4 separate regions of the Homo sapiens genome follow, and all the other regions are linked to region 4. The links are chromatin loops, found by intact Hi-C in ENCODE. Cell type or tissue: heart right ventricle. All regions are shown on one strand. Links, peaks and the distances in the headings refer to the core of each region. The heading gives the core; the rest is flanking DNA.

Region 1 (8,542 bases), core at 1,868-6,867, 1.7 Mb after region 4:
TTCTCCCTTTAATCAGGGAGCAACATTTTTCCCAGAAACCCTCGGTGGCTGAAGTCTCAATAGATTGATTGGGGTCACATGCTCATCCCTGAGCCAATCATAGTCAAAGGGAATTTCTGAAACCATGATTGGCATGGGCCAATCACATCATTCCCTGGGGCTGGACACACTGGCAGGTTAAAAAAAAAAAAAAAAAAAAAAAAAAAAAAGGACTTCTAAGAGTACGAAAAAGGAAACAGTTGTTGAGCAGACACCTGCCAAATGCTCCCTACTGCTCTCCATCTAGTTCAATGCCGAGAAGTTTCTTACAAACAGTAAATCAGCACTGTTAGGAGCGAATGAAGAACTTCCTATATAAATGAATCCAAACCCAGTCATATAACAATCATAACCTACTATTGGTATCATCATCATCATCATCATCAACAGGGATCATGATGAAAGGCTGAATCTAAAAGACCAGGATTGTCCACTTGATTTAAGCTGTAGCTTGTTTTATTGTCCTGGATACTTTTATACACAGTTACCGAAAACACTTATCTTACACTCACCTAAATTAAGCTGAAAGGCTATCACTATTCATTGCTTTCATGTTGATTGCCAAATTAAATAGGGGCTTATGTATAATTATTTGACGTGGAGGCTTGTCCTGACTTGTGGGAAAATTCCTCTCGATCTGTCCATCACCATCAGCTTTCATTCATTCAAACTGAGTCACCCAACCTTTATCACTTCCTGCTAGCCTGACTACAGCTGTCATTTATCTCTTATCACTGCTTCACAGTATGCCACCTTGTGTCCTTCATTTTTGTTGTTGTTCTTTCTCACCTCAAATTTATTTGATTTACTTTTGCATGGATTTACTCATCCCCCATGTCTTGGCGTTCACACGTTTACTGCAATGTTCTTTTTGAACATGTTGTAATCTAACATTGCTCACAGATATATAAATTCCTCCATGGGAAACCTTCAAGGTTACAAATCACATGTAAGACTACAAATATCAGAGTGCTCTTTGAAGCTGTGCTCCATTTTGAGCCATTTAAGAGACTGCAGGGGGAATGAACAGCGCAATTGAGCAATTCAAGAAGGATGACAGAAATGCCAGGGAACAGAAAGATAGCTCAGCCTCAAAGAAAACTCAGAGGACCTTGGGGCAAACTAACTGCCAATACTGTAAAGAGACAGGAGGAGCACAAAAGCTAGCAGAGGACTCTTGTGGAAAGCTGATTTAGGGAAGATAACAATACAAGAAGGATAACTACTGGCCAGGCGCGGTGGCTCACGCCTGTAATCCCAGCACTTTGGGCGGCCGAGGTGGGCAGATCACCTGAGGTCAGGAATTCAAAACCAGCCTCGCCAACATGGAAAAACCCCATCTCTACTAAAAATATACAATTAGCCAGGCATGGTGGCAGGTGCCTGTAATCCCAGCTACTCAGGAGGCTGAGGCAGGAGAATTGCTTGAACCCTGGAGGTGGAAGTTGCAGTGAGCTGAGGTCATGCCACTGCACTCCAGCCTGGGCGACAGAGCAAGACTCTGTCTCACAAAAAGAAAAAAAAAAAAAGATAACTATGAGGAACAATGGTGATCATATGGTAATTCAGGCTTTCTTCGATATTCTGTAACTTTAAGTCACTTAATAGAATGCCAAGGCTTGTTTCTGCTTCCCCATCTGTCTCCATAGCCTGGGATCCACTCCCTTCCTCCTTAGACACAATGGTGACACAGAAGAGGAATGTGGAACACCTAATAGTTTCTCACAGAAAAAGAACCATTCTGACTTCAAGCAAGATCTTTCTACAAATTTAGTTCCCTTGAAATCTTCTGATAATACATAATGAAAAATGAAACAGGCAATATTTCATGGACATGCTTGCATATTATTTCACTTTACTTCTATGAACTCCCAAATCCCCAACTAATTTTATTGCCTGCATCCTCATTTTCTTCTTTTTAACAGCCCCCCCTCCACCATCTATGCATTTTGACCTGACTCATATCCCAGGTTCAAAAATAATAATAATAATTTCTAAGAAAAAATGGTCCCCTGTGTAAGTGAATGACTCTGAGTTTGTCCTGCCTAACCCTTTAGTGCCTAGCTAACATGATACCACTGCGTCTCAAACCAGGAGCAGTAGCCTTGGCTCTATGGCAGCTCCACCCTAAGCGTGCCTTGTTTTTCCATATATAAAATGAAGGGGGTTTAACGAGGTGATCACACACACAGATCTCTTCTCTCACAAGCAGTATGGCCTATGATTAAGAGCAGAATTTCTGAAGCCCTTCCAGTTTTACACAAGAGATTCTAATGTGGCCTTTCTTGTAAACTAAGTAACCTTGGGCAAGACTCTTCATACCCCTGTGTCTTGGTTTTTCCATCTGTAAAATGGGCAAGATTAAATTACCTATCTGGTGAGATTGTGCTGAGGATTAAAAGAGTTAACATATGCAAAGTGCTTAGAATACTACCTGGCAAATAAGCTCTACATTAAGTAGCTGTAGCTGATTATGGATTCTTTTTTTAAAAACAACTTTTTTGAGATATAATTCACATGCCATACAATTCACCCACTTTAAGTGTATAACTCAATGGTTTTCAGTATATTTACAGAGTTGGAAAACCATGAGCACAATCAATTTCAGAACGTTTTTTATCACCTCAAAAAAATACCCTATACCCTTTAGCTATCACCTTCTGATCCTCCTACACTTTGCCCCCAGCCCTAGGCAACCACTAATCTGCTTTCCATGTCTACAGATTTGCCTACTCTGGAGATTTCATATAAATGGAATGATACAATATGTGGTCTCTTGTGGCTGGCTTCTTTCACTCAGCATCATGTTTTCAAGGTTCATAAATGTTGTAGTGTGAATCAGTATTTCATTCATGACATTGTATGAATATACCCATTCAACAGTTGATGGACATTTGGGTTGTTCCCACATTTTAGCTATTATGAGTAATCCTGCTATGAACAGTCATGTACAAGTTTTTGTGTGGACATGCTTTTTCATTTTCTTTGGGTATAAACCTAGAAGTAGAATTTCATAGGTAATTCTACGTTAAATCATTTGAGGAACCACTAGACTGTTTTCCAAACTGGCTGCGTTTTTTTTTCATTCTCACCAGCAGTGTATGAGGGTTCCAATTTTCTACATCTTTACCAACATTTGTTTTCTGACTTTTAGATTCTAGCCATCTTACTTGGTGTGAAGTAGTATCTCATTTTGGTTTTGATTTGCATTTCCCCAGTGACTAATGATGTTGAGCATTTTTGCATGTGCTTATTGGCCATTTGTAAGCTTTGGATTCTTATAAACTATCTATTCCTGATGCTTCAGGAGACCTTATACAGTCAGAGACACCCACAGTAGATCCAGATCCTAGATTTCTATGAGAGTTTGAGGATCCTGTTCACCATATCTTGGCCCTTACAATGTGAGGCTATTAGCCAACTTCTTTTTTATTTTATTTTAAGTTCTGGGGTACATGTGCAGGATGTGCAGGTTTGTTACACAGGTAAATGTGTGCCATGGTAGTTTGCTGCACCTATCAACCCATCACCTAAATGTTAAGCCCAGCATGTATCAGCTCTTTTTTCTGATGCTCTCCCTCTCCCCACCCTCTACCACACAGGCCCCAGTGTGTGTTGTTCTCCTGCCTATGTGCGTGTGTTCTCATTGTTCAGCTCCCACTTATAGGTGAGAACATGTGTTGTTTGGTTTTCTGTTCCTGTGTTAGTTTGCTGAGGATAGCCAAGTGCTTGATGTTACACCACTCAAGGGAAACTGGAAGAGTAGGATATTCCATCTTGAATTTGATCAGGCCCCTGTTTAGCTTCCATTTCTACTCTGGCTTCTTTCATTTCTATGAAAACCTGAAAACCCTAAGACATCCCTTTTATTCCAGTGTCTTCCAGAAGTTCCAATTATCATAATTTGGATTTTCTTAAATTTTTCTGCTGCTTTCTATCTTTTTTCTATGTGTAGAACCTCTCACTGTAAAGTCTTCAAGGTTGTGGAACATGTGTATCACTCCTTATGCACATGGTAGTGATCTGTACCTACTGGCTGAGAATGTGATCCAAGTCTTACCACATTCTAAGAAGCAGCCTCCTTAAAGTAGCTAAAGCTGTTTACACTGGGTTTGTGACTTCAAACAAATTAATTTACTTTTATTTCCTCATTGGCCAAACGAGATTCATAATAACTAGTTTGTAGAGGTCTTGTGAGGAGCAAATAGGATGATGTATATAAAGTATTTACACGGTGCTAAAGAAATAATAAGAACAAAATAAATGTATGTATACCCATCAACCAGTTTATGCCTACCTTAGGTTATCCTGTTAAAAGTCACCTGCAGGTTGACCCTCCAACCCCATGGGGCCAATGGTGCACAGCAGGATTCAAGATATGAGCTGCCCAAGAATACAATTTGCTGAGAGGTTGAAAAATAAGAGCAAGGAACTCCAGACTCCTAGGGACCACGTAGGCAAGGCTGAATTTTCAGGGGAATTTCCACTCCATCATGCTCAGAGATAAAGGAGCCAAGGCAGAAGGCACTGAGCAGTCCAGAGAAGCCCTCAGCCTCATGCCCTTTCTGATTGGCCTTAGGCATTCCTTCAGTGCTACAAGGACACTTCTCCTAAGCCTCAGAAGAAGAATCCAAACACAACAAAGTTCTCCACATCTGAAGAGAAGAGCCATCTAAGACGACTGAATGAAACAATCTCCAGAGATGGGATCTGTTCTCAGCCATGGCTTTCCCTTTCTTGTGGCTTTACAACAGATCCACCTGATAAAGACTGGCTAGAAGGCCTGGGGGTTTAGCTGCCTGGTCACTTGCTGCCATCTATGGGTAGAATATTAAAAGTGACCTAAGGGGAAATTAAAATTTCACACATCCATTCCTGCATTACGTTTAAATGTCGCTCTACAGAAAGTAGCTTGTTGTTTATTCACACTGTTTTTCCTAATTTGCAGAAATATCAGACGGAAGCTTTAGGGTATCTAGAAACCCTACTATAAATATCAAATCTGACTGAGAACTGTGATGCAGATTGTGCTACTGGTTTGAAAAATAAATGGATCCTGATTTCAAGCTCAGTATAGACTTTAAGTGGGAGCAAATTTTGAAAATAGAGATCAAATTAAGAGTTTTTTAGTAACAAAAGTTACTGTTTTAACTAAAAATAAGCTCATCAAAACCTAATAGAGCAGAAAAGGTCCATTTGTCACAGCTGCCATAGAATTAGGATCTTCACAATTATTTTAAATAGTACTTTCTCTCCACAGCTAGAAACTTCTGCATACAGAGACAGAAAAATGGGCTTTAATGAGAAAAGCTCAATTGTGTCCTGAAATATTTATACCAGCTTTGCAAACAAGTATAAAACATTTACCAATGCTGCCTACAAACACTCTCTTGAAAAGGATACAAAATGTAATCTCTGATTCACCAAAACACACACACACACAAAGTTGTTTGATTTATCTGGTCTGCCAATTTTAGATAAATTAGATAACCTAATTTATCTGGTGTGCCAATTTTAGACAAATGTAGATAAAAGTCTAGGGTAGGTCGAATAGAACAATGAAAAGAGAAAATGGCAACTTAACTTGGAGATATGGAGGTAGATGACCTATGCACATAATTCTTAAAACATTCAGCATATTTCTGGTTGTTATAACTATCTCTTAACTAGGTATGAGATCTTAGAAAGTAGAAATTATATTTTATTTATCTTTGTATACCCCACAGCCATTCTATTGCATGAAATTTAGACAATAAATATTTGTAGAAATCTAGTCGATCAAATTTATTTTGTACTACTATGTGCCAGTTGCTGCTCTTGATGCTTGTTCTGGGCATTGTTGCAGGAGGAAGGTAGGAAGGGAGGGAGGAAGGGAATGAGGAAGGGAGGGAGGAGGGGAGGAAGGGAGGGAGGGAAGGAAGGAAGGAAGGAGGGAAGGAAGGAAGGAAGGAAGGAAGGAAGGAAGGAAGGAAGGAAGGAAGGAAGGAAGGTAGGTTGGTTTGTTTCAGTGTGTGTTGAAATGATGAGTTCTAAATTTAGCCATAATATAAGGCAGGAGAAATAGTACTTTGTTGAATAGATAAGCTCAAACAGGATCTTTCGATTTGGCTAATAGTCTGCCTTGGTGCAAGCCTGCATTACCAAGAAAATGCAATGCATAAAAGCTAAACTTAGTTGGTTAAATCCAAGCAGATCAGTTGATTACTTTCAGTTAAGGCAGGTAACAATGTCACCTTTGAGAAAAATAAAAATAGATTCTCATCTATGTTATTGACACTTGTATTTCTAGAACCCAGAAAAGTTCTTGCCACATAATCCTCAACTAATATCTATTGAATGAATATTAATATCATAACCTCCTTCTAGAGGCATTGTCTAGCATACTTGTACAAATAAGGCTTTCAGAGAGATGGAACGACCCTCTCAAGGTTGTTTAACTAGAAACTAGTTGAATTCCAACTGGCATCCCAATGTTTGATTTCTGAGATTCCAAAGTTGGTCATTAGACCAGATCATGTTATACTGCTCAGATCTTGATTCTGGTCTTATTGATGCAAATAAATGCAGAGAAACAAGTATAGTGAATCTATAGCCATGGCACCTGCCTTTGCCGCAGAGCCTCACTCTGTCCACCTTCTGTCTGATGGTATCTGAAGGGTTCCATGATAATCACTGAATTACATAACCACCCAAATGAGATTGTTCTTCCATCTGTTAAGGGCCATCAGAGCCCCCGTGCAATGAATTTCAATTTAAGGAGCTTTATGTTCCATCTGGAGCAAGAGGATTCATTCCTATATAAGAGGAAAAGATCACTGTGATTTTAACCTGGTTTTAATGACAATGACTCAATTCAAATTTAAAATTTTAAATGATGTTTCAATATTGTATGTTTCAGCACACTGAGAGAATCATCTTGCCAACAATTTCCAAAGTCACATTTTCACAGCAGTAAATGCTCATTAAACCATATATACATGAACTCTCATTGCAGTATTGTCTGTAACAGGAAAAAACTTGGAACAAGCCCAACTGTCCATCAAAGATGGGATAAAAAAAATTGTGTTATGTTCATACCATACAGCTATTAAAAAGAATGAGGTAAATCTACATATGCCAGTGTGACAAGATGTCAAAGATATCACAATAAATGGAAAAAAAAACAAGATGCAAAACGCCATGCGTGTTTTTAATACAGAGAATGACTGCAATAAATGTCAGTATATGCATATCAAAAATTTTGGAAGAATATACAATAAACTATAAACAGTAATTACATTGGGAAATAACATTATGGGATAATTTCACTTTATTTTTTATTTTTTGAGACAGAGTCTTACTCTGTCACCCAGGCTGGAGTGCAGTGGAGCGTTCTCGGCTCACTGCCACCTCCGCCTCCCTGGTTTAAGCAATTCTCCTGCCTCAGCTTCCTGAGTAGCTGAGATTACAGGCGCCCATCACCACACCCAGCTAATTTTTGTATTTTTAGTAGAGACAGGGTTTCACCATGTGGTCAGGCTGGTCTCGAACTCCTCACCTCAAATGATCCGGCTGCCTCAGCCTCCCAAAGTGCTGGGATTACAGGCATGAGCCACTGCGCCCAGCCTCACTTTAAACTTTATACATCTCGGCACCATGTAAAATGTTGACAATGATCTGTAATTTAAGAAATGCTTGTTTTATTTTGTTTTAAATATAAATAAGTATAATAAATAAATTTAAAATTAGAATAATTAAACTGAAAGTTTAAAATGACACTTTATATGTAAACTGAATATGATCCTTTTGGAGAAGTACTGTGTGTCACAAGCATTACAAATGTTTATATTCTTTAGCCCAGTAAACTTTAATACAAAAAAACTTTACTCATGAAGATATTTGTTACATTACCGATATAATGCAAAAAGTTGGAAGCAAACCAAATTATTAATAGAAGAGTTAAACTGCCATTTGCAATAAAATATTATACAGCCATTCAACATTGTGATAATATTGTGACTATGAAATAACATGAAATGCTTATAATGTCAAGGATAAATGGAAAAATATAAAATTAAATATTTAAATATGCTTGGTAAATATCTCAATGGTAAAGAAGACTATGAAATAACATTGTGTTCATTAAAAAAACTGTGTTATGTTCATACCATACAGCTATTAAAAAGAATGAGGTAAGTCTACATATGCCAATGTGACAAGATGTCAAAGATATCACAATAAATGGAAAAAAAACAAGATGCAAAACGCCTTGTGTGCCTCTGTTATAATGTTAAGGATAAATGGCAAAATATAAAATTATACATTCAAATGTGCTTGGTAAATATCTTAATGGAAAAGAAAATAGAAAGAAATATACCAGCGCTAAGTAATATCGTTTAAATGGTATCACTCTTGGTTATTTTTCTTCCTTACACATTTTTATACTTTCAAATTAACCACTTACTACATTTGCACCAGAAAAGAATGTAATCATTGATGTTGATGAGATATTAAAAAGAGCAAC
Region 2 (8,542 bases), core at 2,020-7,019, 360 kb after region 4:
AAAAAAAATTTTAAAATAGCCATCTCTACAAAAAAAAATTAAAAATTAGCCAAGTGTGGTGTCATGCACCTGTGGTCCCAGCTACTAGGGGGTGGGGCAGGGAAGGCAGGAGGATCTCTTGAGCCCAAGAGTTCAAGGATGCAGTAATAAGCTGTGATCACACCACCACACGCCAGCCTGGGCAACAGACCCTGTCTCTTAAAATAAAATGTAAAAAATGCTGAAGGTTCAAATACTATTGAAAGATTAAAAATCCAACTTTAGGAGGCAGTTATCGAGTCAGAAACTTCTTTCCGCCCCCCCCAACAAGAATGCTCACAGCCCAGTGGCCTGGTCTAGGGACTAAGGGTGGAGCACAGGGAACAGGGCACTCAGATTAGGAGGTTTTACAGAGGCCTGGGAGGAGACAGAAAGCTATTTAACGGTTTTCCTCCTCCCTCAAGAAAGGGGCAACTACCTCACCACTGGCAAGCATTTTGAGGCCACCAAAGACATGATGGTTCAGCACATCTTTTGATAAATTCTAGGACATTCCCCAAGCACACACCAGACAAGTAGGCCTTTAAATTTCCTAACGAGAAACAGGCACTGGCATTTCCTACCTTGCCTGCCATGGGCACACGCACACGCCTGACTTTAAGAGGTTTAACAAAAGAGTTAGAGCCCCGAACTTCCTTGACTTTAATTAAACTTGGCTTCCACTTCTGAAAAATCCTGAAGTTTTTATTTTGTTCTGTAGTCTCACTAATGCTTTTAAATGAGAGATGCTGTGAAAAGGAAAAGCAAATTCTTTGCAGCTGCGTGTGAGCATTCTGCCAACTGAAGCACAGGAAGAAGCTCTCCCATGTTAAAAATTTCCAACTGGGAGATTTACAAAACAGCAGGGGAGGATGGATGGGGCAGAGGGAGACGTGTGCATGTGAAAGAGCTGCAAAAAGCTCCCTTTTTTGTGTTCAAGTCCCAGAGGCCTTCGGAGGCTTGTCATGCTTCAGCGATTGCCACCCCCTCCCATTTTACACCCCTTCCAAAGCCACCGTCCTTTCCATCCAGGCTTTCGGATATAAGTACACATTCTGCAGAACCACTTCTTAGCTGTTCCTTTATTTTACCCCCATCTCCCCAGGCCGCCCCAACACTCATTCTGCCATAACTGGATAATGGAAAGAAGCTTAACAGGGAGGTAGCAACCATTTCCCTCTGACTAAATGAAGTCCTGGCGTTAAGCTGCACTCCTCAGGAGGAAATGACAAGCATTTTGGCAAATGAACTTTTTTGTTTTCTATTAGCAGCAGCAAGATATCCACTGTTGACAACAGCAAAAGTTCACAAAGATAAGCTTCTAGGCTGTGTTTTTAAAGCTCTTCGGAAAATCTAGCTCTACCCTTACGAAAAGCCAATTTGGTCAAAAATGCTGTCAGAAGGGTTTGGAGGTTTGGTTTTAAATTTCCATATTAAGTGATGGGGTTTGGTCTTTTCAGAGAAGGAAAGAGTCACCACACTATCACAATTTCTAGGAAGCAGGCATGCACATTAGGTATGGTGTCCCACTGTCGTCCATCACCTATCCCCTGTTCTGGGGTGTGGGGTTGTCCATACTATTAACCGATCCCCGCCGCAGTTAAGCCTTAGGAGTTGCAACCCCACAGCATCCTCGGGGGCTGCTGATGTACACTTCATGGAACCAACTTTCTTCTTACTAAATCCTCCGCTGAATGCAGTTTTTTCTCAGGGCCCCAAGCAACACAAACACATCCTCAGGAGTGCAGGTAAAATATAAACCCTCTGGGGATCAGCATGCACACCACCCAAAAACCCCCTACTGCATATCTACAGAGGTGCACAGTAACAAAGCACTGGCAGACAGACAGGAAGCACTCCATAAGGTCCTCGGGAACGCAACCATTGAGTTCGCGCGTCACACCGGACTTCTGAAGACAGGACAGCCAAAAAATATCCTTCATAAGGAGTTAATGCCATGGCTTGAAACAGTCAACCAGAAAATTCACTAGAACCAGCTTACTCCATTCCCAGAGCATTCAGAGTCTGTCTACATGTTACTATAATTTGAAACCTGATTCTAAGAACATCCTTGTACCTAGGCCATTTCACAACTGATGCTCTTGCAGAAGGTATCGGTTCCCTCCTGGGCACCTACTGCTGTTTATAACCAGTTGGTTAGGCTTCAGGATCCTTTCCTGGTGGTTGCTGACATGCCTTTTGCTGCCCCTCAAGCAGATCTTTGAGCTATCTCTATGTAGATAAAAGGAAAGGCCTCACTCTGTCTTATGTCAGATACTGATAAGCCGCTTTAAGATTTTCTTTTTCATGGGAGTGGGAGAATAGTTTAGGAGAGTAAGAGAATAACACTCCAGGAAGCCCAGGGTCTCTTTGGACACTGTGTTCAGAGTTTCAGAGTGTTGAATTCACCATCTCTCCCCACAGCCAAAGAAGACAACTTAACTGTTTGCCATCCAGTAAGTTGCAATATGTCAGCATTAACCCAAACCCTCGATCACGCAGCTAGAAGCAATACTAATATACAGGTGGAAGAGAATGCCTACAATGAAAGGGGCACAGTTGTGCCTATTAGAGCACCTAATCTCCACTCAGGGACGCACGTGCACCCCACATTACAATGGAGAACACTGAGAATTTAAACCACGGCCTGGTGATCCTCCTGGACATGCAGCTAATAAGTGGCTGAGGGACAACCAGTGGTCAGCTGGCGCCCTGATTGTTATTACAGCAGTGCATTTTCTAGGAGGCAGGCCACTGGCGAGGTCTCCTGGGGTCATGAGATGACTCTGACATGAAATAACAAACACACACAATCAGATATGCGTCCACAAAGCTGTTTCTCACCCTGCCCCCAAAAAATGTTTAAACATTGAGAGTGTAGAACTTTCAAGCTACCAAAAGAAAATGTTTTGCCTTAAAATGACAAAAAAGCAGAAGAAACTTTGATGAAAGATTCCTAAAACTCAAAATATACTACAAACACCCTAGCCAGGAGAAACACGTTGAGCAACGGAAGTGCAACCAAGCGCTGCTAGGCTGACAACAATGACCATGAAACTGCTGTTTCCTTATGAGGCCCTGCAAATTAGTCCTTCCCCCAGCGGGAGAGGATATGGAGCTCACGGTTTGCTATTTTCCTTTTCATTACTACTATTCCAGGGTGCAGGTAAGAAAGAGAAAGAGAAGGAATTTGGGAAGACGTTAAGAAGTAAAACTCTAAACTATTACTTATGTTGTTTGCTCTCTGTTGGAAGATCATTGTAACTAATAGTTAAAATATACTTGGCAGAGACCGTGCTAAAAAGCTCTTTAAAAGAGGGGCCATACAAGGATCCCCAAACTCTGCTTAATCAGTACCAACACCACAGGAGATTCATCGGACACACTTGTCTTCCTGGGCTCCAGAGACTTCCTAAGGTAAAATGGGAAGACACAAATGTCTCCAGGAGAGCATATGTGACAGTTCTTTGAGAGAAAGCTGATCAGTATTGACCTTTAATTTGGAGACACTAAGCCTCGTGCCATCTCTTTTATGAATATGAGAGAGCACTTTGGGACCTTTTCCAGCTGGGAGGAAGGAAGCACAATTATTCACCCCCGTTGGCTAGGAGACCTGATGAGCTCCACTTTCAAAACCGTAACAGACCAGCCACCGCCCATGCCCTCCAGTTTCCATGAGGCAGAGACCCCTGAGTGGAGAAGGGGTCTGAATGTAAATGAGGGAGGGGCTGGGACAATCCCACACTATCCTGTGAATGACCATGATGCTGGTCCCAGATTCCTGCTTGCCCAGTCCAAAAGCAAGTGAACATGCTGCCCGGGCTCATCAGGTCCCTGGGGAAGAGGGTCACCTTACACTGTTAAGACAGCATTCACGGAGAGCCCTGCAGAATACTCCTTAATTGCCTGGAAAGTGACCTGTCCAATGGGGCTTTCCTGGCTTCTTGGCTGCCAGCCAAGAAGTAGCCTTAACTTCTGTACCCATGGGGAGAGATGAGGGCAAGTCCCAAAGCAGTATCACTTCACAAAATAAATCTCACAGAGCCAAATCTGGAATGTTACTGCACAGATATTTGAAATCCCAGCTGACAGTCCTATACCTATTTGGGGCTGGGAGGATGATTAAGGCTTTAAATCTCAATTACACTTATGGAACTCTAAATGACTGCGTGGTTTTTTTTTGTTTTTTTTTTTTTAATGCAAACCTAAGTTTGGGATGCAGAACTACAGAGACAAGAACTCAGCAAGCACCCCCACTTCCTCCAAAGAGTAGTCAAGTCCCACAGCACAGCCCGGAGCAGTAGCTGTTAAAAGACAAGGGCTGGGCTGGATCCGGCCAACATTACAAGGACAACCAACTGGTCTCATTCCTTAGTCTTGTGCTTTTAAAGGGCAGACGATGTGCCAACTATTTTAAAGCTCCAACACACTAATTCTGTAAACAATAATAGCTACAGCCTGCACACTGCGCACTGGAATGGATTCCTCAACTTGGCCTCATCACTTATGCAGCTGATGAAACAAACACTGACAGCTTTTTTGCATTTGTAAAGGCCCCACAGCAGCTGTGGTGATCCCACCATAGAGCAATGAATTAAGCCTGAAACCCAGCTGGGTCTGAACAGAAGCCTTTTTTGCACAATACAGCAAGACTATCATTGTTAACCTAGGCATTATTGGGAAATATTCTGCATTACATTATAGGGCAGTTCTAACTCAATTCTTAAAATTAGCTCTAATAAGCAATTTTAGTAGGAGGGATGTGGCGTTAGCCTTTGAAAGGCACAAGTATGTGTATAGGTTATAGGTACACCACATAAAAGCGGCCCGGCAGAACACAGATTTCCAGTTAAACAATGCAAAGTTTAAAATATTAACTCCTTCTTAGATATTCTCTCTCTCTCTCTATCTCTCTCTCTCTCACACACACACACACACACACACACACACTCACACCTACCTTCTAAACTGAGGTGGGTGTCTAAACTAGTAAATTCTTGGCTACTTGGCCACTGCAGAGAAAAATATTGAATATAGCTGTCAGGGCTCCTGTTAGTAAGCCAAACTAATGACCTGAGCACAGGAGTCAATTTGGAACAGAAAACCATACCAGAAAAACTGGAGTGTGAGAAGCATGATTAATACCATTAGTAAAGAATTTTTTGACAATGACCTTGAGCACTATGAAATAAATAAGATTCCAAATACTGATTAATACCATCAGTAAAGAATTTTTTGACAATGAACCTGAGGACTATGTAATAAACAAGATTCCAAATACTGACGGACACACTGGTGTTTACAGGCTTCTTATCATCAGGAAGTTCTAGGAAGGCAAAGACACCCACACCAAGACATGTGCTCCTACAGAATCGGAACACGCACTCTCTGCTTCACAAAATGCTTCTCAATACCACTAGGCCACATGACATTTGCAGTCCCCACCATCCACTTCTCTTATGTTGCCTTACAGTTTTTCTAACAATTAAAAATTGCCTGAAATTAGCCAGGCATGGTGAAGCGCAGCTCTAGTCCCAGCTACTTGGGAGGGTGAGGTGGGAGGATCGCTTGAGCCCAGGAAGGTTAAGGCTGCAGTGAGCTGCGTTCACGTCACGGCACTCCAGTTTGGGTAACACAGCGACACCCTGTATCTAAAAAATAAAAATTGCCAGCCGGGCACGGTGGCTCACGCCTGTAATCCCAGCATTTTGGGAGGCCGAGGCAGGCAGATCACCTGAGGTCAGGAGTTTGAGACCAGCCTGGCCAACAAGGTGAAACCCTGTATCTACTAAAAATACAAAAATTAGCCAGGCGTGGTGGCGGGTGCCTGTAATCCTGGCTACTCTGGAGGCTGAGGCAGGAGAATCACTTGAATCCGGAAGGCGGAGGTTGCAATGAGTGGAGATCGCGCCACTGCACTCCAGCCTGGGCGACAAAGTGAGACTCTGTCTCAAAAAAAAAAAAAAAAAAATTGTCTGACTCTAGTTAAGGACCAATCTCAACAATTTCACACCAACTTGGGGAAAATAAATCTAGTAAATTCAGAGAAATCAAAAGAATACAGTAACATCCCTCCTCCTTTGAAGAACTCCTATTTCTTAATGGAGTTCATTACGAAGGGTAGTTTTTCAAAGAAAAATAAAAACCATTTTTGGTTCAGCAGGCTTGGAAGGAGAAGAAAATCAGGGATAATTTCTAGGTCATTCTACTCCCCATAGTCCTCTGCCAAAGAATGCTGACAGAGGTAACCACAAGAAAGTCAAAACCTAAGGTAATGCAGGAAATCTGAAGTCCCACCATCAAGCCACTGGAGCATATGATTCCAGCACAAGCACGTGTGACCAGTGTTTACGGTTTGCAAAGGGGTAGAGGAAATGAGACCACTCTTGGCCACCCACAGTGACATGGAGAGTGACAGGCAGTAAGGAAAATGAGGACCCCTACCACACACACACACACACACACACACACACACACACACACACACAAACACACACCCTCCAAAGGGCAAGCTAGAGCCCCAGAAGGGGAGGGCACAGCATAGGACTCTGCTGAACAGAGCACATCACTTCAGAGGCATGAACTGAAACACAGCTTAATGACAGAAAATAAATTTAGTAGTAATACGTATAAGCACGCTTTTCTAACAAGGTATTCCAAGAGAAATGCAAACAAATCCACACAAAAACCTCCACACAAACGTTCACCGCAGCATTGTTCAAAATAGCCAAACGGGCCGGGCACGGTGGCTCACGCCTATAAATCCCAGCACTTTGGGTGGCCGAGGCGGGTGGATCATGAGTTCAAGACTAGCCTGGCCATCGTGGTGAAACCCCGTCTCTACTAAGAATACAAAAATTAGCCGGGCGTGGTGGCGCACACCTGTAATCCCAGCTACTCGGAAGGCTGAGGCAAGAGAATTGCTTGAACAGGGACCCGGAAGTGGAGGTTGCAGTGAGCCAAGATTGCGCCACTGCACTCCAGCCTGGGCTAGAGTGAGACTCCATCTCAAAAAAAAAAAAAAAAAAATAGCCAAACCATAGAAACAACTCAAATGTCCATCAGCTGATGACTGGATACACAAAGCATGATACATCCATACAATGGAATGTTATTCAGCCACAAAAAGGAATGAAGTACTGATACACACTCCAGCATGAATTTTAGAAACATAATTTTAAAAGACACAAGACACAAAGTCCACATATTATATGATTCCATTCACATGGAATATCCAGAATAAGCAAAAGCACAAAGACAGAAAATGATTCGTAGGTGTAAGAGGCTGGAAGAACTGGGGTGAAGATCACTTGAGGCCAGGAGTTTAAGACCCACCGAGGAAACACAGCGAAACCCCACCTCTATAAAAATTTTAAAATAAGAAAATTAACAGGCAAAAAAAAAAAAAAGGCATGAGATTCTTCATTTATACATACCTTTTCCATGTCAGTGCCTACTCAGACAAAGTCAAAACCATCCCCTGGGCCGGGCGCGGTGGCTCACGCCTATAATCCCAGCACTTTCGGAGGTTGAGGCAGGCGGATCACAAGGTCAGGAGTTTGAAACCAGCCTGACCTGCACGGTGAAACCCCGCCTCTACTAAAAATACAAAAAATTAGCCGGGCATGGTGGCGCGCGCCTGTAGTCCCAGCTACTTGGGAGGCTGAGGCAGAATTGCTTGAACCAGGGAGGTGGAGGTCGTGGTGAGCCAAGATTGCGCCACTGCACTACAGCCTGGGTGACAGAGCAAGGCTCCATCTCAAAAAAAAAAAAAAAAATCCCTGAATTTGTATATAAGGTATACAATATACAGTAGGACGTAGTAGGGAGTACAAAAGTAAATTCAGTATTCCTTATCAACTTTAGAAATCTTTTAACACTCAGCAAGGAGGATTACTTGCTGCTGATGGCAGAAACCACATTCCTTAGAAGAGAAAACACCAGGCCGGGCGGGGTGGCTCACGCCTGTAATCCCAGCACTTTGGGAGGCCAAGGCGGGCAGATCACAACGTCAAGAGATGGAGACCATCCTGGCAAACTAACATGGTGAAACCCTGTCTCTACAAAAAACACAAAATTTAGGTGGGTGTCGTGGCGCACGCCTGTAGTCCCAGCCACTTGGGAGGCTGAGGCAAGAGAAGCGCTTGAACCTGGGAGGTAGAGGTTGTTGCAGTGAGCCAAGATAGCGCCACTGCACTCCAGCCCAGGCCACAGAGCAAGACTCCGTCTCAAAAAAAAAAAAAAAAAAAAAGAAGAAGAAGAAAAAACACCATCCAAGGCCTTCATAGACCGTATATAATGCCTGTCCTGAAAAACAAGCTGTTAATGCCTGAGCAAAGTGACATCGTCCTTTCTTTATTGGGATGACCTCCATGTACAAAGGGAGTAGTAATAGGACTCTTCTTACCATTAAGGTCTTCATTTGTATTAAAGAACTGTAAGCAAACAATGTTTGGCTGTAAAAGCTTTGCAAGTCAAAGATAATGGCCTTCCTTGGTAAACTGACTGTTCTTTATAATCATCA
Region 3 (8,542 bases), core at 1,399-6,398, 180 kb after region 4:
AGCAATTTCCAGGTTAATTAAATCCTATTTCTGTCCAGGATTTCTGATAGCCTGCAAACCCAAGAAGGGCATGGCGTGACACACAAATCAGCTGGATCAAGCAGGAGCAAGGGGGACCAGGCGGCTTAAAGTGAATGCACAGCTGTTCCCTTGCTGAGGGAAGTACATGCCAAAACATCATTTTATTAACTCAATTTTCCAATATTAAAAACGTAAGCTGGTAAATCCAATTATTTAGATTACATCCCAATTCTAAACAAAGGGCAAGGAAAGGGTGGGAGGGAGGGTCTGTTCATTCAAAAAAAAAAAAAAAAAAAAAATCAGACAGTTCGTGTCTGGCAAATGCAAAATGACCGGCATGGCTGCGCTCTTTGTGCCGGTGTGGGAGCTGGCCCTGAAGCTTTGCCAACTTGCTGAAAGGCCTATTCAAAAAAAAAAAAAATTTCCTGTGTTTCCATCCCCAAAATAATTACCCACTCCATTCGCCCCCCAGACACACACACTACAAACCTGGCAGCCACTCAAAGAAACAAGAGTGTGCCCGTGTGTGTGCGCACTGGAGGTTGTGGGGGGTCGGGCAAGGGATACCCTCTACCCAGGGCAAGCTGCCCACCAAATTCAAATGCAAGTGCGGTTGCGAGCAAACCACACAGAATGGTTGTAAACATCCTGAACAGTAAAGAGAAAATAAACACATCCTCAAGTGAACCCAGAGGCTAGCAGAGACCAATTCATAGCAAACTCTGTAATGAGAGGCACTAGCATAGACCATATCCTTCTAAGCGCAAGGTCCACCCAGTTCCCACAGTTTTAAACGGTCAGGGTTTGATTTACCAGAATGGGAGGGCATCACACAATGACAAAACGGGAGGTCAGCTGGCTCTGTAAGCAGAGTTATCCTACGCAGAATGCCTGCTTTATGGTACTTCTGGAGATGGAGCCCTAGTGGTCCACAGCCTCATTTCTTGCTTTACACATAAACTGATGGAACACTTTGTTTATGCAAAAAACCGCAGGATATTAAATATTTGCAGCACTTGTCTTAATTAAGTTACATAGGAAGCTATTTAGAATAAACATTTGCCATAGCCGGAATTTGCGTAAAGAAATCTTTTGTTAGTTGAATTCCCCTCAAGATGAAACATTATGATGTTTTGCTTGGTCAGTGGTACAAGCAAAAGAGTAGTGGTGTCACAAAACCTGAGTTTAGTTCACCTAACTTGTCACCTAGGGCAAGCTGGGTCTTTTTTTCTTAGGTGGTTTTTTTAAGGACTATTTTAAAAAGGGAAGCTAAGGCTCTCTCTAGCTCCAAGCTTCTGTGATCTTTGACCTCCTCTTAAAAAAACAAGTGGTACCTGAATGTAGTAATTTCTGTAATAAATCTTTTGGATCTATCATTTCGTAAGAGTAGATGAAAAGTCCTGATTATTTTGGAGAAGTAAAATCTAAATCTCCAAACTGTCAGTATTGCTAAAGATTTCTAGCGCCAACTTTCTAACTGCCAGTAAAACAGCAAAATATACTGACTTTTAAAGTGCTAGTACTACCACCTAGCACTTTAGAAGGTGGAGGGGAAGGTGAAAAATTCATTCATATATATTTTAGAAAGATATCACAATTCCAAAAATCCACTCCCCTACTCCCTTAAAGATTAAATAGTAGCAATACAATCTGTAATCTGCATTTCCTTCCACTTAGCCCTTCCAATGAGGAGTAACTCATTTAGGCAACACGTTAACTTACTTCAGAACTGTGAGTCACCCTTAGGAACGCTGACATAACTACTTAAAAATATATTCATCAGCTCTATCCATGAAGAAGCCAGCCCAAGGACAAGGCAAGCCTTGCAAATCCAAACATCACCACCACATCAGGAAGACACCATTCTTGCTCGCAGACACTTCACTCCCTTGGAATACTAAAGTGGAAAACAGGCATCAGAGAGAAAGGTGAATCTTTTTTTTTTTTAATTCCAGGGAAGGATTAGGGGGGTAGGAAAGAGGAGGAAAAAAATTAAAAAATCGAAGATAATAGCACTAAATATCTACAAGATATGAACTTTTTCCCAAATAAAACATGACTTGGTGCATATAAATCTCAGGTAGCTGGTGACATCCTGCACAAACAGTATGAAAAGTAATATGCAGTACAGTTTTTTATTCAATTAATAAAATTATTCAATTATGTTTCTTGAAATCTTCTATGGCATCCTGAAATGTCAGAGAACCAAGACTGCCTGAAAATCATGACTGTCATGATCAAGGAAACATCTGACATTGACTTCTTTTGTGTTCTAGAAAGCAACCGTGTCAAATTTGAGAGGGATCATCATTAATCAACAATTAAAGTGGCAACAAAGCCCTTTTGTTCTGTCAGTCACAAATGACACAGTTATAGTTTACCACCTATGGAAGGCTGTCTGCGCCGCCATCCCCACACGGCATAACCCCGTTGTTATGAGGGATACAACTCCAAGCCCAGGAGGGAAGAGCCACAAATACTCTTCTCGTCAAAGACTGCTGGTCTCAGGACAGTCTCAAGCAAAAAGCAGATAGATCTTAAGGCAGAAGGGACTACATAAAGACAGTAAGAGTCAGAGTAACACATGCAAGTAGCTACAGAATCCAGCCAGGATCTGGCCAAAATAATTTCTAATAGGCTGTTGTAGTTACAAGGAGTGAACAAATTATCTAAGTACATTCAGTTTTAAAAGCCTAGAAGAGCGAGTTAAAATGTTAATTTGCCTTTCTACTATCTCTCGATGGGATTCCCTATTTAGTTTTTAAAATATCATTTCAACAAAAACCCTAGCAGTCTCTCAATTTTAGATTACTCAACACCCAACTGCAAATTGCCAGAACTCTCCTGGCAATGGGCATGTTTGGAAAGGCAAAGGGAATGACCCTGTGAGGCGAGAATCCTGTTTTACTTCCTTTTTTTTTTTTCAAAATGCAAGAGAAATATAAGAAGAAATTGTATTCTACAATGCTATACAGCTTATTAAAAAATAAAAATCCAGGCCAGGCGTGGGGGATCACCTGAGGTCAGGAGTTTGAGACCAGCCTGACTAACATGGTCTCTACTAAAAATATAAAAATTAGCTGGGCGTGGTAGCAGGCGCCTGTAATCCCAGATACTCAGGAGGCTGAGGCAGGAGAATCACTTGAACCCAGGAGGTGGAGGTTGCAGTGAGCCGAGACCGTGCCATTGCACTCCAGGCTGGGCAACAAGAGCAAAACTCCATCTCAAAAATAAAATAAAATAAAATAAAAATAAATAAATAAAGAAAATCCAGTGGAATGCTTCTAAGATAGCTGCAGAAACTTCCCACCAGAAATATCATACCAGATGGAGTTGTGCGGTAGGTGAGGTCCTAACCATCCATTCAGCACACGACAGACCAAAGCACAAAGGCGGCACTCAGAGTGTCCTCTAAGTCCCAGAAGGACCAGAGTGGGCTCTGGCATCTTACATGTCCTCCCTCTCATGCAGTAAGTTCACTAACAGAAATTTTCTTCATTTAAAGGGTAACAAATAGAAAAGGGATCCCAGGCAATTTCCCCACCCACTGCAAATCTTATGAAGTAGCCAGCATGCACCAATAGATGGCAATAGCGAGTCTTTACACTCCAGCTGTGGGATCACCCCTAAGGGGAAAAAAAGGAATGCTAAATTATGACAAGCACTAGTATTAGCCAATTTTTAGGACCTGCACTAAAATCTGGTGCCAGTTAAGAACCCAGCCACTATTTACAGAAAGTAGGTCTATCAACGCTATTAGTAATACCATCTCACCCCTCCAACTCATTACACCCCAAAGTTCTTGTATGGAAAACATCTAGGAATATACAATCCAGCTATTTTAGATCCCAAGAAACATGGCTAGAGATAAAACACACAGCATCTAGCCTTTTTTGGTGAGTATCAGAAAACCTACATTTTCTGATTATCACATTTTCTGAGTATCAGAAAACCCACAACATCTAGCCTTTTTTGATAAGTATCAGAAAACCCACATTTTGGGGCTCTGACAGAAATTTATTTAGTTGCCTGGACCTTAATCATTTGTGATTTTCAAAGTATGGGGCATTACTTAAACTATCACCAACAAAAATGCGGAGTGAAGTCTGCTCTGTAAGAAAAGGATTCACTATAACTGACACATTGTCTCTGACAACATTTGTTAAAAATGCCTAAGATAAGGAAACACAATCATAATTTAAAAAATCTGCTAATAGCTAATGAACTTTAGGAAAACTAATTCTCCTCCACCTTCTGACTGTTTGAGCTCTCTGATGCTGAAACAACGGCACATTCTCCCACTTAAAAACCGGAGCTATTACAGACACAGTGTCTGAGCATCTATGTCACTGGCTGTAGTAACAGTTCTAGAAGACACATTAGTGGAATAAAAATTTAAATACAACCCAAAGAAACTGTGCCAATGGAAAGTGGGCAACAGGGCAAGGTGAGCAAATCAACTTCCTTTCTAACAATACCCAGAATATCCCTTAAGCAGCCTTAAATTTTTCCCAACATTCAACACTGCACATGGTACCATATTTCAGGCCACAAAACAGAAACCAAATGGCATCACTGAATCAAACCAAAGGGAGGGACCTGAGGGGCTGGGAGGCAGGATGCAAAGGGGTCAGCCCAAACCTTCCAACTCACAATATTCTACCTCGATTACAATCTTAATAACCATTCCATGACCTCAGACACCTCGCCTCAGTACAACATGAAAGTCCTCCCAGTTTTTATCAGCCAAGGACCAGTCCGCTGTTGCAAGCTGTGAATCCACCTGATGTCAAGAATGTGCACTAAATTGAAAGAGGTCACATATGTAGACAGCGGCAGTGGACAACAGATGAGCAGTGAGTATCTGCAGGACATACATGTTCATCTAATTGCGTACGGCTTAAATGAACCCTCAAAGGGTCGGACGAGAATATCTTCTGACTACATCTCAAGTCAAAACGTTTCCAAGAAGGTAAAGTCATTCTCTCTGATTCACAAGGGGTCTTGATGTCAAGTATGTTATCTGTGTTTCAGGCACGGAACCAACAACACTCTGCTAAAGGTACAGCATTGCTGGTTTAACACATGTGCCTCAGAGTTCCTTTCCAGAGACAACATGCTTGCATTTGCTGTGACATTATAAAAGTACTCTATGGGTTTTTAAGGCTTTGAGCCAAGCCAGTAGCAGAAACTCCCAGGGGTGAGACTGGGAAGAATGAGGAAATCAAAACAAGCCCTTCTCCTCATCCAATGAAGCTGGCTTGTTACCCCTCTTCTTTAGCATTTTAACTCCATGACAATTTCTGATCCCCACTCAGTTTCCGGAAACATCCTGAGAAAAGAAGTCCAATCTCTTAAACAGGACTCAAGATAAAAACACCCAAGCTGTGTGTAATTCTGAAGGGCTAAAAGACAAAGACTTCCTGTTCAATTAAGTCCTTCATTAATCCCTCCTGCTTAAGCCCATTTTCCTTGTCTGTAGACAGGAAATGATAAAGCCACAAGGTCAGCCTCCTTCAGTGCAGCTTAAACCCTCCAAAGAAGGCTGCAGCCACATATCCATCGTAGGTTCCTCACAAAGCCTCACTATCTGTTCATTTTTTCTGGATGGCATTACAAAACAGAGGGAAGGGTGATCAAAAGTATAACCAGGAGTGAAAGAAACGGGAGAATAAATTGCACGACATCCTAATAAAACATAACAGCAGGGGTGCAAGTACAGGAGGAGGATAGAGATCCATGCAACAGGCTTATAAACCTCCAACAATGAAAGCAGCCAATGATAAGATTTTTCAGCTAAAAACTTCTTAAATGAGCAATGTCCAAAATCTTATCTTTTACCCCAACCTCAAACCTAGCTTCACTGAGTCCTCTTGCACCAGGAGTAATTAATGGTTGTGATGCTTCCTATGAGAGGCACTGTAGCTGGGTTTGCCTCATTCTCCCCTGTTCCACTGCCTGAACCAGAAAAAGCACCCCCCACACCTTTTTTTTTTTTTTTTTGAGACAGAGTCTTGCTCTGTCACCCAGGCTGGAGTGCAGTGGCGTGATCTCAGCTCACTAAAACCTCCCCCTTCCGGGTTGAAGCGATTCTCTTGCCTCAGCCTCCTGAGTAGCTGGAATTACAGGTACCCAACACCATGCCTGGCTAATTTTTCTATTTTTACTAGAGGCAGGGTTTCACCATGTTACCCAGGCTGGTGGTCTCTTACTCCTGACCTCAGGCAATCCGCCTGCTTTGGCCTCCCAAAGTGCTGGGATTACAGGTGTGAGCCACCGAGCATGGCCACAGTAAGGGATTTCAATGGAGCAGATAGAAGGATACTGTGGAGGGAAACTGCTTCCTAGCTCTTTTCAAGCTATGCTGCCCCCACCACAGGAAGGCAAGCCACCATTGAAGAGAAAGGATAACATTTGCCTAAAGGATCTTTAAAGCGGGGGCTGCCAGGAGGAACCACAATAACAAAGAAGTTGGAATTGTCAGAAAAATACTCACATTTTGTCCACATTGGTCAGAAACAATGACGTGCAGAGGAATCATGGAAATGAACTACATCCTTCTACGCTCTGCAATTCACAGATGAAAAAAGCTACGTACGTACATCTCCCTCACTGCTGACTTCAGCAGAATGTTATGCCAGCCAACTGGGCAAATGCAGAATCATGTTCATAAAGATGTGGGTGACAGGCACTGGGAGGGGGGATGCATAACTACCCTCTTTATAATGCAACTTTCCGATTCCGCCAGCCTCAACATGCCCTAATGGTCTCCCTTTGATCAAAGAGGCATCCATCTTTAACTGTGTCAATCCACTGCCAAACTCCACACTCCCAGCCATATATCAGTCCTGGGAAGGGTTGCTGAGGCTTCTCCTCCAGCAATTTGTAAATGAGAACATTTCCAGCTGGATACTTCAAGTTTCCTCCCCATCCCACCACCCCACAACCCATTTCCAAAATACCATCAAAAAGCAGCCATAGTAACTTCATACCCAGAACAGGCCCCAAGACATTAAACCTGTGTGGGTTTGGAAAACAATACTAACAGACACTGACAAAAATATTCTATCTTCTATCTATTCTGCTAAGGGCCCACTTACCTTTCCAAAAATTCACTTGTTCTTCTTAAGTGGCCTTTCTCCACCCTCTTCTAAGAATTTATTTGTCCTCCCAGAATCGCCCTTTTGCCCCCCACATCCCATTAGGATGGTAAATTCTTTCTTTTTTTTTTTGAGACAGAGTCTCACTCTGTTGCCAGGCTGGAGTCCAGTGGCGTGATCTCAGCTCACTGCAACCTCCGCCTCCCGGGTTCAAGCGATTCTAGGATGGTAAATTCTAACCTCCTCTTAGAGTCACATTTCTTTGTGAACTCAACTAAATCTGTTTTTTTTTTCCCTGTTGCTAATCTGTCTTTCATCCATTTAATTAGCAGGCTCCCCAAAACTGAACTTAAGAGGGTAGAGAAAAAGTTCCTCTTTTTAAAATACGTTTCTTCTATTTTTTTATGTCATACAACTTTAAAAGCAGAGAATGTTACACAAACTAGCACTGCAGATAGACAACCCTAGTAACTAACTAGGTTAAGGGAGGACTTCCACAATGTAAGCGTAAAGGACAGTGCATAAGGAGCTGAGGCCAAGGGTTCATGGTGTGATTCAGCTGGACATAAAAGGGGACAGACCTTAGGGAATGGATAATGAAGGAGACACAGTTTCTGCCTTTCAGGTCTGAACAGGAAGCCTTAGGTTTCATGAAGTGCGACATAATCCAGTCACAGCCTCACAACATAAAGTATGACCTAGACTACACCATGGAGTCAGTGGAGACTGCCATTCCCAACCAGTCCCTGAAACAACCTCCCTCTGGGACAGAAATTGGCTTGGGAACTCAATCATTCACCAAAAGGGACCTTTCCAGGAAGAAAAGATGACCACACACCCCTGTGCTTCCAGGTAGAATCTATGCTGAAGCTGAACAGTAAAACCGTAAAATCACACGGCTGAAGGACAGGGTGGCCTGCAGTCGGGCTCTAAGAAGGACCTGGATATGCTGGGAGGGTTCCATTTAGAGCTCCAGAAGTGCAAGACCTATGTGACCAGGAGAGCACTCAATTGCTCTCTCAGGGAAGCACAGTCCACTTGAACCTCATTCTCCCCTGAACTGAACTCATTATAACTGAATAGGAAAACACAGAATATAAACATTATGGGGGAAAAAAAAAATCACAAGAAAAGCCTTCCAAGCAGGAGTCCACACCACTAGAAACAGAAAAGATTGCTGGGATTTTTCTAATCATGCTTCTCAAACAGGGCATCGCAGGTGGTAGGCAACAAGTGATACAGGAGTGCTGGGAATAGAAGAGCATGGTCCCTTTAAATGATAGGGAAGGTGGGGAGGGAAAAGCTGGGTAGAGGAAGGGCGTGGCCCCTGGCTAGGGCTCTACTCCCAAGACCTAAGTGAGGAAGGCACTTCTGCCTTCTTGCCCAAATGTTGCATTTTCCAAGACCACCCTGATCTGCCA
Region 4 (5,000 bases), core at 1-5,000:
GTAAATCTGTTTACGGATAGTTGTTGTTTGCTTAATACCACTCTATTGATTAAATGCATTCTGCCACAGTTCTCATTATTTTCATAGTCAATTCTGTTTAGAAAATGCAGTCTCTATAAGTCTTTCATAGAATATATTGTATGTTCGTTCCCAATTAGGATTCTAATATCCTGAAAAATGTTTGATGTTTAGTGACACATGACCTTATTCTTCAGAAACTGCATTTTGGCTTCTTAAATGCACAAGGTAGGCCTTCCAAATGTTCACTTGAATCCTCTCTTTTTTAGTAATCTGAGAACATCTAACACTAAAGACAAATGAAAGCTAAAACATTATCTGATATACTGTTCTGGTTAATCACTGCTAAATTAATTTGAGTCATTTTTTTCCTCTCATCTATGTCTAACCGATATTGAGCTCTTTTTAGAGAGTTAGTTCAGTTTTTTTTAGAAGGTATGTCTGGATGGTTGCTTTTCATATATATTGCCAATCTGAATTATCTGTTAGCCTTTGAAATACATGCTTCCTTTGGGTTTTAATCTATTGCTGTTATTTGCCTGATATTTATAATTAGTAATGAATGACTGTGGAAGATAGCATATCAAAACTTGGAATTTTAGAGACCTAGTTAGTATTTGTTGGCCTAGAATAAGCCCAGAGAGAGTTGTTTTAAAATCATGAGGCTTTTAGCTAAGCAATTTAAGCTTTATAGAATCATTGCTGACGATATTCTTTACAGTAGGAAAACAAACACTTTGAAGCCAAATTTGATGGAGTGAGTTGTGTAAACATGTATCTGTACCATTAATGTACTTTATGAATTCATTTTGATGCATTTATGTATCAGTCTTAGATTTTGGAAACATTTAGTGTTTTAAATGCTTACTCATTTACTGGGTTTTTTTTTTTGGAAGCCTCAAAATCTCTCCTATTATTACCCAAATACCTTGACATAATATTACAAAGCTTAAATAGTTAAGCAATAATAAAAAATAAAAACAAACTTAGAAGAAAATGGTAACCGATTATATTTAGTCACAGGGTCCCCCTAACTTCTTTGAACTTGTTGCCCTTTCACTGTCAAATGTAACACCATATCCTGTCAGTCCCTCCATTTTCCAGGCTGCTTCACTCTTTTGGTCTTACTTTGCTCTCTAGAGGCCCTGCTTTTATTGAAGGGCAAAGGATTTATGTTATGTGAGCAATTTGGACTTTTGATGATGCTTTTAGCTGTGTTATCCCATGGCTTCATTAATATGGCTCCTGGTACCTAGCCCCTTGGGAATTGTTAAGTTACAACAGATGATCCATTCATATTGGCTTCAGTCCAGCTTACAGGAGCCTATTTAATTGATACTTACTGGTAAGGTTTGTCGTTTTAAAAATAAGTAATAAGGGTATGCTGGGAACTGGAAAACAAGGGCTATGAACTGACAGATCGGGTTTGGCTCCCAATCCAACTTCCTCACTTTAAAAACTGTGCAGATTTCTCAATGGCTCCAAGCTTTAGTTTTCTTGTCTGCAAAATGACGATGAGCATACCTGTCTTGTAGGTATTTGGAGGATTAAAGGAGATGACAAACGTAACCACTTAGCACAGTGCCTGGTACATGCTGGGCATCTGCCACGCACCACGCACTGCGTACAGACTCTGGACACACAGCAGTGAACAAGGCTGGGCACCTGCCATCAAGATGCTGACGTTCTAATGGGGGCCTCTCTAGCCTTTGCGAATTCACAAAACCATTATTCTGTGACACGAGGGTTTGGATGGATGTTAGGCAGTTTAGCTTGTGCTGCAAAACAGTTTAGAATGCAAAACCACAAGATTCAATGTGGTGATATTAGTATTCTGTACATTGAAGGTGTGTAAGCATACAATGGAATATTTTTATCCAGATTCTATGCACTTTCTTATTCTGTGAAAAACCACAGTGCTTTTTAATCATAAAACTGGAAAAATATGTTTGAAAAGTATATACTGAATTATCTTGAACTTCCACTAGAGGGTAGTATAATCCTATTCCTTTATTGAAGTTCAAAATGTTAAAGCCTTGTCTTTGAATTTTCTCTTAGTTTATTTTATATGACCTATTTTTAAAAGACTGTTCCCTTCATCTAGAACAGAAGATTCTGGGTTTTGTTTTTGTTTTAAAATTTTAATTTTTTTAAGAGACAGAGTCTCACTCTGTTGTTCAGGCTGTAGCATGGTGATGTGATCATAGCTCACTGCAGCCTCAGACTATTCCTGGACTCAAGCGATCTTCCTGCCTCAGCCTCCCAAAGCTCTGGCATTACAGGATTGAGCCACTGTACCCAGCCAGAAGATGCTGTTAACTCTTAGATAAGAATTCTTAGATATAAGAGAATAGCAGCCGTATACTGAGTTTGTGTTTTTCTTTTGGTTTGACCTAGCCTGATACAGTATTATTTTGCTTTTTTCTGTACAGAATTTTAGAGGGCATCTAACAAAGAGATTATCATAGCTCTGTCAGTTTTTCATGGACTAGATTATCAGATGTCCAGGTTCCTTTCTGAGGCTAGACCCTTCAAGAGGCACATTAATTCTCTTAGACACCTTTTAGGCTACTACATAGATCTCATTTGTTCCATAATGGCTTTTGCAAGTTAATGTACTTCTTAAAGTTTCCTTATTCATACCATCATTACCTTATTACCTTAGTACATAAAAGTGTAACGTAAGCATTTGAACAGTCTTGTGGTCTTTCAGTACCTGGCCTCTGTGACCTATGGGTTTGCAGCCAAGGAGAGTTCTTTGTTCCATAAGGCTAATTATTTTGTTAGAAAATAACTCATTAAGTGGGAAATAATTTTAGTGTGCTGCTTCATTCTTTATATATCAGTGGTTACACTACAGATGATATGTATTTGAAACAAATGGCACAAAGAAAAATTCCAAACAGAATTGCTTTTCCTCTGGGACGGCCTTCTTGCAAAAATTTGTGAAGCTCTTTTTTGCACAGCTGTCAGGCATTCCCAAATGGCTTTTCACAATAAAATTCTACCTATCTCTTTCACTGATCACTAAATGAGACATATGCGGTTGTTATAGCGAGCAAAATGGTGAGGCTTGAGCTTCTTGTAAAGGTATATTTGTGTCCATGGAGGCCTGCTAGTATTTTATGTATATGCATCCTAAGTTGGTTACCAAATGTACTCATATATGCAACTTGTTTTGCAACAGGAAATGAGCAGGCTGTGACAGGGAAATTAAATTTCTGCTAACTTAAATTCAACATAAAATATTCGGAATACACATTACGTATGTACTTGTCATTATTATATGAAGAGCTTTTTTAAGTTTAATATAAGGGGATGAACCTTTATTTTTTTCAATGCAATTATTTTATATTTTGTTACTGATTTCAAGTCTGCTAAGTGTTAAAATGGAAAATTTTCATCATTTCTTCTGTTTTAAGTCACTGATAATGTGACCTGGTTTAATATACTAAAAGTATCATCATGTTGTTTAATGTTTTCTAAGTTCTCTGCTCATGTTTATTCTTTTACAAAATTTGGCATAGTCTCTTAATATTTAAACTAGATGACCATGAATAGTTTTGCCTTCTCAGTTATTTTACATGTTAGAGTAATAAAATCATTCTATCACCAGAAATTATTCTTTATTGAATTCAACAGACAGGGTTATTAGGGGATAGCAAAAAAGCAAAAATACAGTCTGCACCTTTAAGGCCCTTACTGATTCCTGAGAGATATGAGAGTACACAACTGGTTGGATGATATCAGTCAGAATGTGAGTCCTGTGTGAGGCTGAAAGGTCTGGGGAAGCACAGAAGAGGAAGGGAGCCCTGTGGGAGGAGGGCGGGCTGCCACTGGCCTAAGCCTGAAAAGACAGGCCGGGGTTAGGGACAGGCAGAGGCAAGGAGGAGGAGGCACCAACGCTCAGTACTCCTCTTGTTTTGCTGTAATGTAGAATATGTGAAGGAAAGAAGTGAAGTAAACAGTTTGTGGCCAGAGAGCAGTAGCTCTCTGAATGATAAGGAGTTTAACTTGAAAGGGCTGGGGAGCCTGTGAAGCTTTTTAAAGGGGAGAACATAAATATGAATTTGGTGTTAGCAGTAAAATGACCACGGACTATTTCAAGCATTTTTAGTCTAAATTTGTCATTCAGCACAAGAGCATGAGGCCGTCCTATTCAGAAGTATGTACAGTTTGTTTCTCATTAGGAATTCCAGGTTGATAAACCACTCACATGTTTTCATCTGGTCCCCACGTTATTAACAAAAGAGTGACTAGGGCAGCAAGTACAATTTGTACCTAGAACAGAATTTCTGTCTGTGAGAAATTAATTGGCCTGCCTAGAGATCAACCTCATTTAAGTTCCTGGCCTCATTAGCTCTGTAGTCAACCAACAGAGCTAGAATCTAAATGGAAATTGCCATCTGTCCAGATAAAGATTAAAGAGGTAAAAAGAACATACACATTTTCCAGCATAGAATAATTGTTGGCTCCATTACATAGTTTCTTTTCAGAAAAATCATTTGAAATTTAATTCCTTTTACCTGTAGGAGATCTTAAGTCTAAGACTATAGCCTGGAAAATAACTTATAGGTGTGTAAGTTTGTAAGATAAAAATGAAAATGTTGTTGACATTTTGATCTAATAGATCCATAGATCTTGTTTACATCATGATCATTACTGGTCAATGAAATTATTAGTTTTCAATCACTTTTATTAAATATAAAACTTAGCTAATCTAAAAATTTTCTCTATTTTTTATATTCAAACATTAATTATTTACTGTCAAGTATTAAGTTTAGGTACTTCGGCTCATTTAATCCTTTTAACAGCTTTGCAAGATATGTGTTGTTAGCTCTCTCTTCACAGACGAGGTATCACATTGCATCTCATCTGGCAGGAGCAGAGCTGGGTTTTTAAGCTTGTGCTTCAAAGCCTAGCTCTTAACCCGTCCCCCATATGCTAAGCATACATGCACGATACTGAATGCACCAAGTAGC

Evidence for each region. Peaks named below come from ENCODE experiments on the same cell type or tissue, not always from the same donor. Only the 100,000 strongest peaks of a DNase experiment are listed, where the experiment ranks them.
Region 1: it touches region 4 in a loop (4-fold over the local background); 8 of 110 quality-filtered maps call a loop at or near these places.
Region 2: it touches region 4 in a loop (2.7-fold over the local background); 8 of 110 quality-filtered maps call a loop at or near these places.
Region 3: a loop joins it to region 4, with 5 times the contacts of the local background. A loop is called at or near these places in 5 of 110 quality-filtered maps.

The regions. Positions count from the first base shown.
Region 1 is chr6:13,905,366-13,913,907 of GRCh38, reverse strand. No RefSeq gene overlaps it. Among named protein-coding and RNA genes, the nearest start is that of RNF182, 15 kb to the left of the region's middle. RefSeq lists a cis regulatory region at 582-943. In heart right ventricle, for the core only: CTCF peaks have their summits at 4,658 and 4,859; no DNase peak of the experiment used is centred there; H3K27me3 peaks cover 573 bases.
Region 2 is chr6:15,261,039-15,269,580 of GRCh38, reverse strand. All of the region lies in intron 1 of JARID2 (jumonji and AT-rich interaction domain containing 2), which reads right to left. Among named protein-coding and RNA genes, the nearest start is that of JARID2-AS1, 17 kb to the right of the region's middle. RefSeq lists enhancers at 1-538, 539-1,097, 1,656-2,214, 4,209-4,348, 4,354-4,863 and 1 more. In heart right ventricle, for the core only: no CTCF peak of the experiment used is centred there; a DNase peak (open chromatin) is centred at 4,377; H3K4me3 peaks cover 1,640 bases; H3K27ac peaks cover 2,846 bases.
Region 3 is chr6:15,436,514-15,445,055 of GRCh38, reverse strand. All of the region lies in intron 3 of JARID2 (jumonji and AT-rich interaction domain containing 2), which reads right to left. Among named protein-coding and RNA genes, the nearest start is that of DTNBP1-AS1, 110 kb to the left of the region's middle. RefSeq lists enhancers at 32-532, 6,097-6,166. In heart right ventricle, for the core only: a CTCF peak has its summit at 3,613 (motif pointing right); a DNase peak (open chromatin) is centred at 3,595; H3K27ac peaks cover 703 bases.
Region 4 is chr6:15,620,724-15,625,723 of GRCh38, reverse strand. The region is part of intron 5 of DTNBP1 (dystrobrevin binding protein 1); the gene reads left to right. Among named protein-coding and RNA genes, the nearest start is that of DTNBP1, 40 kb to the left of the region's middle. RefSeq lists an enhancer at 3,870-3,969. In heart right ventricle, for the core only: CTCF peaks have their summits at 1,804 and 2,016 (motif pointing right); a DNase peak (open chromatin) is centred at 3,853; H3K27ac peaks cover 2,832 bases.